Regions from separate parts of the Homo sapiens genome. Here region 1 is linked to region 2. Evidence: chromatin contacts called from ENCODE POLR2A ChIA-PET data. All regions are on one chromosome and are shown on one strand. The core of a region is the stretch at or near the end of the contact, and the rest is flanking DNA. Distances in the headings are between cores, read along the strand shown.

Evidence for each region. ChIA-PET counts read pairs that join two places held with the same protein, here RNA polymerase II (POLR2A).
Region 1: POLR2A ChIA-PET joins it to region 2 with 21 read pairs in HepG2. The contact joins the promoter of SLC67A1-AS here to the enhancer-like site in region 2. POLR2A ChIA-PET finds 5 or more read pairs at or near these places in 3 of 52 experiments (BJ, HepG2 and RWPE1).

The regions. Positions count from the first base shown.
Region 1 is chr11:2,902,325-2,904,824 of GRCh38, reverse strand. SLC67A1-AS (SLC67A1 antisense RNA) reads left to right here and starts at 1,250. Exons shown (of 3, transcript NR_169305.1): 1 at 1,250-1,366; 2 at 2,116-2,241. SLC67A1 (solute carrier family 67 member 1) reads right to left here. Exons shown (of 11, transcript NM_002555.6): 1 at 2,461-2,500; 2 at 1,336-1,611. The coding sequence starts at 1,479. RefSeq lists an enhancer at 859-1,360 and a silencer at 2,286-2,415.
Region 2 is chr11:2,727,880-2,734,973 of GRCh38, reverse strand. All of the region lies in intron 11 of KCNQ1 (potassium voltage-gated channel subfamily Q member 1), which reads right to left. Among named protein-coding and RNA genes, the nearest start is that of KCNQ1OT1, 31 kb to the right of the region's middle. RefSeq lists enhancers at 1-289, 3,057-3,226. Within about 2 kb of position 5,844, at least 3 of the 41 ENCODE cell types and tissues checked have a DNase peak (open chromatin) inside an H3K27ac peak, as active enhancers do.

The DNA of each region.
Region 1 (2,500 bases), core at 1-2,500, 170 kb before region 2:
CCTCTCCTGCTTCCTTCCAGCCCTGCTCCAAGGTTGCCTTCTCTATGAGGAAGACCTCGCCCCCTTCCCACTGCAGCCCCTGTGCGTGTGGACCCCCAGCTCCGAGGGAGTGGGCTGTTGAGGATTTTTACACTCTGCAATATTTCAGGTTCTGACATCAGGGTCAGCTCCTGGGCACTCAGCACGGAGTTACTCCCCATGAGAGTCGATGGGTGGCTGAAGCCACTCCACCTGTGCTCTGTGCCCAGCTGTGGGAAGGGTTCTGACTTCTCATTCACTCTTCCCCGCACCAATCCTACAGGGAGGGACTGTTATTACCCATTTTATGATGAGAAAAGCAAGGCTCCTGCCCAGCCTTCCCCACGGGTAGGGAGGAGATTCAGGGCTTGGCCCCAGCCATTTAGCAGGAGTGGGCGGGGCGCCTGAGGCACGGCGGGGAGGGATCCTTAGGCTCACCCTCGGGCTGGGAGCCTCTGCCAGGCCCGGAATGGTGCCAAAGGCCCATCCCCACTCCCGCCTAGATGCCCAGGTCCAGGCTCTGAGGGCTGAGAGGAGGAGGGCAGCTGTCTGAGCCCACGCACGCCGGGCTTCCCAGAAGCAAACACAGGAAGGGCCGAGGTTGGCCCTGACTCTGCCTGAGCTTCTTGGTGATGTGAGACTTTGTTCCCAAGCCTCTCCAGACTTGGTGAATATAATTTAATCATTACTATTACAGCTTCCAGAGCCACACACTGTGGTATAGACTACTGAATGATACACTAAACTAACATGAATTTGCCAATGAAATGTTTCCGCATTTGGCAACAGAGATAATAAAATAAGACAGCATTCTATCTCTTGCAAGAAAAAGCTTGAGATCAATTTGCCGCCACAGATCATTTAGTGGACAACAAGGACCCAAGAAGATGGAGGGGAGAGATAGAAGCTGCGGGCAGGTGCAAGGAGAGCCTCTCTGAGGGGTGATCCGCCCAGAGCCACACCGGATTGAACAGCCCTTGGGGCAGGGACTCCAGAGGGCAAAGGCTGCCGGGTGAGAGGCAGGAGGAACAGCGCTAGGAAGGTTTGAGGAGGTGCTGCCCCCAGGAGGGAAGTGGGGTGGCTCCCCATGGCTTCTCCCGGGGCTGGCACTGAAGCTGGAGCACAGGATGTGCTGACGGGGGTCCAGAGGCAGAGTCCTTAACTTACTCAGCTTAAGCGTGGCATGAGTCCCAACTGGGAGGGGCCCTGGCAGCATGAAACCCCCACCCCCACTCTCTGCGACGGCCCAGATGGAGGGCAGGAGGAACAGCGGTTCAGCCCTGGCTGGGGCTGCAGGGGCTGGGGTGTGTTACTCACTGGCACGATGGAGAACTGCATGAAGAGGCAGGTAAGTTCTGTGGCGGCCAGCACGTAGGTAAGCAAGATGACCGAGGACCGGCCTAGAGCGCTCATCCTGCCGGGGGACCGGCCCTGGTCCCTGGGAGCCCGAGCTCCCTGCATCCTGGACAGGCGCAGCAGGGAGACCCAGGAGAGATCCAAGCAGGAGGCTGGCGGAGCAGGGGGCAAAAGTCCAGTTGATCCGGGCAGGGGTGCTGAGTCACTGGGTCCCAGGCAGCACCCGCCTGGCCTTGCCTGCAAGAGAGGACAGCACTGCAGGACCCCCTCCCCAGTGGAGCTCTCCTGCTACCTGGACCTTAGAGGACACATCAGGGGGTCCCCCTCCTCCACTTTTGACAGCTCTGGTCTCCAGGCACACAGCCTCCCGGGGAGGGGAGACAGGGACAAGCTGCTCCCCCCGACCCCTGCAGGTGGGCCAGGCTCAGTGCCTGGTTGCCTGACACAGGAATGTGCCATGCCCCACTTTTAGAGGGAGGCAGAGGCTCGGAGTGGTGGCTGAGTCCACCTCAAATCATCAGCGCCTTCTGTGGCCAGAGGGCTGATGTGGGTCCCTGTGCCTGGAGGCCCTCCGTAGGCCCACAGTGGCCCTGTCCCCAACACAGTGCAGCTCTCAGGGAAGGTCTACCTTCCCCTGTGGCCAGCAGCCAGAGCTCCAAGGGGCTTCTGGAATGGTCTTGCGTAGGGGAGACATAGCTCAGCCTTCCAGGCTCCCCAGTAGCTCTGCCTTACCTCCCACAGCGGAGTGCTGTCTGTCCCCACCCTTCCCCGCCCGGCCTCCAACTGGTGGGAACTGGATTTTGCGGCTGCAGAGGACTTCCCCAAATTTTGCCACATTAACAGCTGACTGCACATCTGAGCCCCGAGGTACCGAACCCAGGCTGGTGGGGTAGGGCGGGGAGACCCCTGAGGGTCCGGGAGCTGCGCCTGGCGCCCTCCCCCATCCCGGGATGCAGGGAGGCTGGGGGGAGCAGGGCAGCCGCAGCAGGCACGTCAGGGGCACCTCATTGGGCAGAGGTGCGACGCTGCGCCGGAGTTCGGGGTTCGGGGCTCAGAGGCCGCCCTCTCCGGAGTGTGCTCGAGTACCTGCCTTTGCAGGGGCGGGCTTGGGCACGGGTGCCGGTGG
Region 2 (7,094 bases), core at 4,595-7,094:
GCACGCGGCCACTCCGGGGCACATGTGTCGCACTGGAACATGCTGCTGGCCCAGAAGCCTCCTGGAGACATCACCTCTGCGGTGGTCCCAGCCGGGGCCTGGGAAGCCACAGCCAGGCCCCAGCACAGGAGGTCATCCCTATTTCACAGTGGGGGAAACTGAGGCTGGAGGAGGCAGGAGGCCCATCCAACACGGTTTATGGCGGAGGAGCGGTGGTCTTGCCCTCGCTTCTGTCTACATAGCAGCTTCCAGGATTACCTCTCACCTCCCTGGCTGGCACTGAATGTGCCTGGGACCTGACTCATCTCTTCAGGAAGCTACCCCCGAGACCTGCTCCTACTCTCCAGTCCTTCAGGGCCTCGGAAAACCCCTGTTATCCCCCACCCAGCAGCCGCAGCAAGCATCCTGAGATCAGCCTCGACAGCCCCGCTCCCCACATCTGGCTCTCAGCCAAGGGGCCCGTCCTACCCTGCTCCCCACATTCTGCCCATCACCAAGGATCCCGTCCTGCCTTGCCCAGCACAGCTGGCTGCGGGGCCCCGGGGACAGTGCTCCCCCGACCTGCGGTGGCCGGGGGGCTGTGAAGCTTCCTCATTCAACCCATCCATTGCTCCCCTGCCTCTACCCTTGGTGCTCCCCGCCACCTCACGGAAAGTCCAGCCTTCTAGGCGCCTTTTGGCCACCCCTGCCCTGCTCTGCAGCTGGGCTCCGGCCTGAGGCCTCTTAGGACCTGACCCTCCCAATCTGCCTCTGGCCTGTGCTTTGGATGGTTCATTCGTTTATTCTTTGGACGTCCACCATGCACCTCTCACACACACCTGCGGGCCCTGGGGCCGGAGCAGGACCACCCCTGCCAGTGCTAGACAAGCTTGAAACTGTGCCTGTGATCAGAGGCCAGAACCACTAGAAAGGCAAGGCTGGGGCTGGGAGAACCGCAAGGTGGTCCTGATTTAGAGCGCGCAACTGCTCTGAGGAGGATGTTCAGGGGAAGCGTGGGTTGAGGCCTGAAGACTCAAGAGGATTAAGCAGGGAAGAGGAGAGCGTGTGCATGTTTCGGGGGTGGTGCGCCTGGCAGGGCAGGGGAACAGCGGGCGCGAAGGCCCTGAAGTGGGGGGGGAGAGAGAGAGAGAGAGAGAGAGAGAGAGAGAGAGTGAGAGAGTGTGTGTGTGTGTGTGTGTGTGTGTGTGTGTGTGTGTGTGGAAGGCCTGAAGTCCCCCTCCTGCCCGCTAGACCCCTCTCCACTGCCTCTGCCCTCCAGGAGGCTCTATAGCTTCAGATCTGAGGCCAAGAGGGCAGCACACTTGGCCTGGCTCCTCCCCCAGGGCTGCCCAGGCCTGGCTGTTCTTCCTCTCAAGGTGCCCACCGTGCCCGACTGTCTCCCTAGGAGCTGCCAGCAGCAACCTCGGGGGTCCCCTGCTACTCTTTGGGGTCCCTATGCTCTACCTGTATCTTTGCAACTAGAATGAGTCCCCCTCACTAGGGGTACCACCTATGGCTGCTGTCCCTGCCTGACACCGCCCAGGGAAGCCAAGCCGTGGGGAGGGCCTGGGCCAGCCTGTCTGGAAGGAAGCTGAGCAAAGGAGACTGAGGGTTTGTGGGAAAGTGAGGGTCGGGGTCGCAGTGAAGGAGGGCGAGTGTGGGGAGCCCCTGTGTTGAGTGCAGCTGAGAGGCCTGAGTGGGGTCAGTGCTGATGGAGGATGCCCCTTCCCTCTGGACACACAAAGGAGCACTAGGGAAGGCAGAGAGAGGCCTGGGGGTGGGGGTGGGGGTGGGAGTGGATCTCAGAGCTCAGGGCTCTGCTCTTCAGACCCCAGCTGCGGGGCCAGAGCCGTTCTGAGGGACACTGGAGACGTGCAAGGCTGGGTGATGCCTCCTATTTTACAGAGGGGGAAACTGAGGCTCCAGAAGGTAAGGGGCTGGCTCCAGGTGGAGGATGGGCTCAGGTGTGGCTGTGTCCCAGACCCCCTCTTCCCAGGACCCTGGCTGGCTTGCTGCCTGTGGGTGGTCACCAGCCCCCAGCAGGAGCCTCGAGTTTCTGGGCCTCCAGAGGGTGGGTGGGACCAGAGCCACCCCTGCCTCAGGCAAGATGGGGCTGGGGCCCATGGGGCAGGGGAGACCGCCAGGGCAGGGGTCCCCTCCCTGGGCCCCAGTGGGTGGGACAGAGGCCCCCAGGCTCCGGCTGCAAGGCGAGGCCTCGGTGGCGGCCACAATAAATATGTTTGTTCAAGGGAAGCCAGGCTGGGAGCTGTGTGCGCCGGCCCGGTGAGGAAGAAAAGGCCGCTTGTGCCTTGCACACTGGGGCGATTGTTCCTGCTCACGCAACTGCTGCCCCGTGGCCGGAAAGGTCAGACGGCCCTCGGGCCCCGTCGGAAGCACCGGTGCCTCGGGCCCCTTCGCTCGCGCCTGCTGTAACATTCGCCTGCGCTCCTCACTGCCCGGCTGCATCCACATCACCTCCAGGCCTTGGCACGGGGAGAGAAGGTACCAGGCAAGGTCTGAAAGATGGCCCAGCAAAGGCGAGGGAAGAAACGAAGCCAGGAGTCCCCTGCCCAGCCCAGGCGTCAGGAATAGTGTGGAAAGAGGAGGCCCCAGCTGGTGGCCTCAGCACCCTGAGGGAGTGGCTCTGGCCCCGAGGGTCTTCGCAGTGCCCACGGGGCAGCTTGTTTTGTGGACTATTGTTTGGATATTGGGGGATGCCAAGGTGAGGGTTGGGGAGAGGCCCAGGAGCACATGAGAGGTGCCAGCAATGCTCCTGAGGCAAGACCAAGCATCGTCCTCACCCACCAAACAGAAGGCTGAGAGGCACTGCCTGGCCGCAGCCCCGCTTCAGAGCAAATGGAGTCGACAGAGGCCACCACGCAGGCACTCCTGGCTCTCCCACAATTTAAAAACCCTAAAGGGCAAAAATCAGGAACTCAAGCCTGGTTTCCTCCCATTCCTCTGAAGGGGGAGGAAGGAACACAGGAGCCCACGGCTTGCAGGCCACACCTCGCTGGTCCCCTGCTGGCAAGGCGGCCTCCCTCTCCTCTCCTCTCTGCAGGAGACAGCTCTGTGAGATGGCTTCATCCAAAGGGCCCTCAGAATTGTGGTCCTGATGGTGAAGGCTGTGAGCAGCCGCTGCAGTGGTGTGATCAGACGCTCTAGCTGAGTGAGTTACCCACCACTGTCTTCCACCCGGAAGAGCTGGGAGATGGGGCCATAGGAGCCTCCTGGGTGGCTGGCAGAGGGGACAGGGACTCTGGACCAGCCCTCCCCTCCCTTGCTTCAGGCGCCTTTCTCTGGGCCTCAGGCCCTCCTGTGTGCGCTGCTGGGGGTGATTCTAGGAACCTGATCTCCATGACCACAGGGTCCCCCAAAAGATGGGTCTGTTCCGGAGGGCTTGCCTCAAGCAGCGAAGGGGACTCTGACATGGGAGGAAAGCCCTCTCCTGGGTGAGAACCTGGAGCCGCACCTCCTGTCCCGAGAGATGGCCGCCCTGGGTGTCCGCCTTCCCTGTGTCCGGTGCCCGAGTGGGCGTGTGGTGGGCGGCCTGCAGTGCTGGCTCCCTTTCCCAGGCCTCTCCCGCTGACACACAGCCGGAATGTGCCAGACTCACCAAGGCCTGAATTCCCGAGGGGTCTGGCATGCCGACTGTGGGACGAGGGCATTTGGGCATTGTTCTCTCCATGCAACAGTGGGGTGCATGGGCGGTGAGGCCCCTTGGATTCCGCCTGCCACCCTTGGCTTTATGAAGCTGCACCAGGTCTGACTCAGGCCTTGAGGAATTCAGCACCCCCTCGAGTGGGCACAGGGGACTGTACCTAGGGGCTGCCTCCCTCTGCCAGGCTGGGCAACGCAGCCCCTGCCGTGAACAGAGGTGCCTGGCTGCCCTCTCTTTCCCCCAGGTCCCTGAGGACCTTTGGGTCCAAGGTTGAGCTGTGAGGCCAAAGGAAGTGTTTGCTCCCAATGCAGGGCAACAAGGGCCTTCCTTTTCTATGAGCAAAGCTGGGCTCCCAGAGAGCGGCGGCTGGGAGGAGGCTGGGCCGGGGCTCTCATTTCTGTAGTTGGTTCAGCTGGGGGCAGCCTCTGGTCCATCTGGCCTGGTGCCCAGCCCTGCTTCTGGCCACAGCCACAGAGGCCTGCCACCAAAACGGCTCCAGCGTCTGTCCCCCATCCCTCCATTCTTCCCTCCTCTGCCCTTCGAAACCACCATTACTGAAGAACCCTGCGTCTCCCAGGGGCAGCCCCTCTTGGACCACCTGCAGCAGTTCATACCATAATCCGCCTCCCCCAGGGTAATGGGGCCTGGATAGGGAGACTCTGTGGCCATACAGGTCTCACCTCTGCACTGGATGCCTAGGGACAAAGTCCACCTGCCTCCTGGGGCCTCCCAGGCCCCCTGCAGTCTGTCTCTGCCAGACCCCACCACGCTGCTATTGACCGGCTCCTCCAGATCACCCCTGCACTCCCCATAAGAGAAAGAGGGAGGAAGGGAGGTTGTGAAGAGCGCAGGACAGAAGCAGAGACAAGGGGGCCGTGGGGAAAGGCCACAAGCCAAGGGAGGTGGGGCCTCCCTTTGAGCTTCCAGTGGGAACCAGCTCTGCTGGCTCCTTGAATGTAGCCCATGTCGGACATCTGACCTCCAGAGCTGTTAGATAATAAACGTGTCACTTAAAGCCACTAAGTTTGTGGGAATTCATTACAGCAGCCGTAAGAAGCTAAAATGGTCCCTCTCAAAACAGTCCTGAATCTACTACTTCCTCCTCGCCCTCCTGGTCCAGCTGCCATCCTCCGCCTGGACTAGTGCAGTGGCCTCCCTCCTGGTCTGCCAGGTCTGTCCCAGCCCCTCAGTGGTCCATTCTTGGCTCTGCAGCCAGAGTGACCCTGTTGCCATCTGCGCCAACCACACCGCACTCGGGGCCAGCCAGGGCTTCACGTGTCCTAGCTCTCGGGGTCCCAGCACATGGGTCTCCTTGCTGTCCTGCCAGCCTGTGGGCCCATCCCCACTTCAGGGCCTTTGCTGTGGCTGTACCCTCTCTCCACAATGCTCTTAGCCCTGACACCATGAGATTCACCTCGCTTTGGGGACACTGTAAGGTCCTCCACGACCCCATCCACAACAGGCCCCTTCCCCAAACCAGCCCTGCCTGTCTTTGTTTTCCCTTCCAAGCACTCTGTAGATAAATACTAAAGTGCAGCTGTCCCTCAGCACCCATGGGGACCTCCCGCAGGTACCCAAATCCACAGGTACTCAAGCCCCCGATACGAAATGGTGTGATACTGACATGGAGGCCACATACATCCTCCCATCTCCAGACCACTTACGATACCTAACAACACAAATGCTGCGTGACCCACTCTATTGTTTAGGGAATAACGACAAGACAAAAAGCCTGTACAAGTTCAGATGTTCAGCACAGATGCAACTTTCTTTCCAAACATTTTCCATCCACAGTTGGTTGAATCCATGGATGCAGAGCCCTTATACGTCTCCCATTGGTGGACATCCCTTTGGAATTTCGTATCAGTTTTGTATTGTCACTGCTGTCCCTGGCACCTGGAGCAGGCATTCAGTATTTGTGGAGTAAATGCCAACACATCTCACTTTAAGGACTTCACTATCTTCTTTCATTTAATCCACCTGGCAGTGCTACAATGTGGGGACTTTATTACCCCCATTGTATAGGTGTGGGCACCGAGGCACAGAGATTTGTCACGTCCAGGGCAGTCACTCGAGCCCGCAGCATGGCCTTAGCCCTGTGGCAGGGGGCTCAAGGGAGAAAGAGCTAGGCCAGACCAGCCCTTGCCCCTAGGCCTTGCTAAGCAGCTTCTCGGCAACAGGTCTGGACCCTCGGCCCCGGGAGAGCCCAGCTCATGGGTTCCTGGCCCGAGCGCCCTTTGTGCCCGCCTGGGGCAGGCGGGGGGTGGGAGTGTGCTACATAAACGGGCTATTGTTCTGTGACTACAGTTGCCAGCCCTGCATGCACAACAGCCCCTGTGTCTGCAGTGGCTCCCAGAACCAATCAACACCTTATCACGAGCATTAATCACCCCGCTATCTGCCCCAAATCAGGCAAACACTTCTGGGGACTTCAAACCCCTGACTGCACAGAAGTTTCTGTGTAATAATAGATTAAGTTTCTGGTGGTTCAGCAGCATCCACTGCGGCCGGCCCTCTGGGGTGCTGAGGGGCCAAGGGCTGCCAGGACCAGGAGGACGCTCTGCTCCGGCCTCAGCTCCTCCTGAGATGCTCCTCCTGCAGCTGGAGCCCTCAGGGACTTCCTGTCCCCCTGGCACTCTGGGCCAGCAGAACCCCATGCCCAACTGGCCACCCTGAGCCTCCGTCCTGTAGGCCAGCTTCTGGGAGGATGCAGTAGGCTCAGGCCCCGTGCCCTCACGCTCCCAAGGCCCGGCTCTGCTGGTGGGCTGTGCCAGAGTGTTTTAGAATCTCCTAGAGGAAGTGACCTGGACCCTAGTGGGCGGGAGGCTAGCAAGCCAGAGGCTGCAGAATTAGTAGGAAGCCAGCCTAGCTCTTGTCACCAAGCACCAACCCCCGGTTCTAGAGTCAAACGCTCGGTAGGTCCTATAGAAAAAGCAGCTAACCAGTTGGCGTTCAGCCGGCTGTGGTCCCCTGAGGGCTGGCGCCGGGTCAGGCATAGCACTGTGAACAAGAGTCCTGGCCCTGGCCTCAGAGCACAGCCACCTGGGGTCGGACTTACCCTACGAGGTGCCAGGAAGAGCCTTGGGAAGCCACAGAGAAGTCAGGGCAGAAGGGTGGGCGAGTGGCCGCTCCAGAGGTGGAGGGGGCAAAAGAGGTGAGGCCTGTGTGAGGGGAGGACAGAACCATCGGAAGTCCTGGAAGGGATTTGTGCAAAGGCCCTGGGCAAGAACACTCTGGAAGGAGCTGAAGGACGAGGAGAAGGCCAGAGTGGCTGGGGAGGGAGGAGGGGAACAGGGAGGCAATGAGGCTGGGAGGTGAGCGGGAGCGGTCACATGAACCTCACGCAGGGTAAGAGGGTTAGATTTTGCACCACATATGATGGAAATGAAGCGCTTTGACTAGCGCGGCCCCGGGGGCCATCAGATGCTCCCTCTGCCTCCACAGCAAAGCCCCA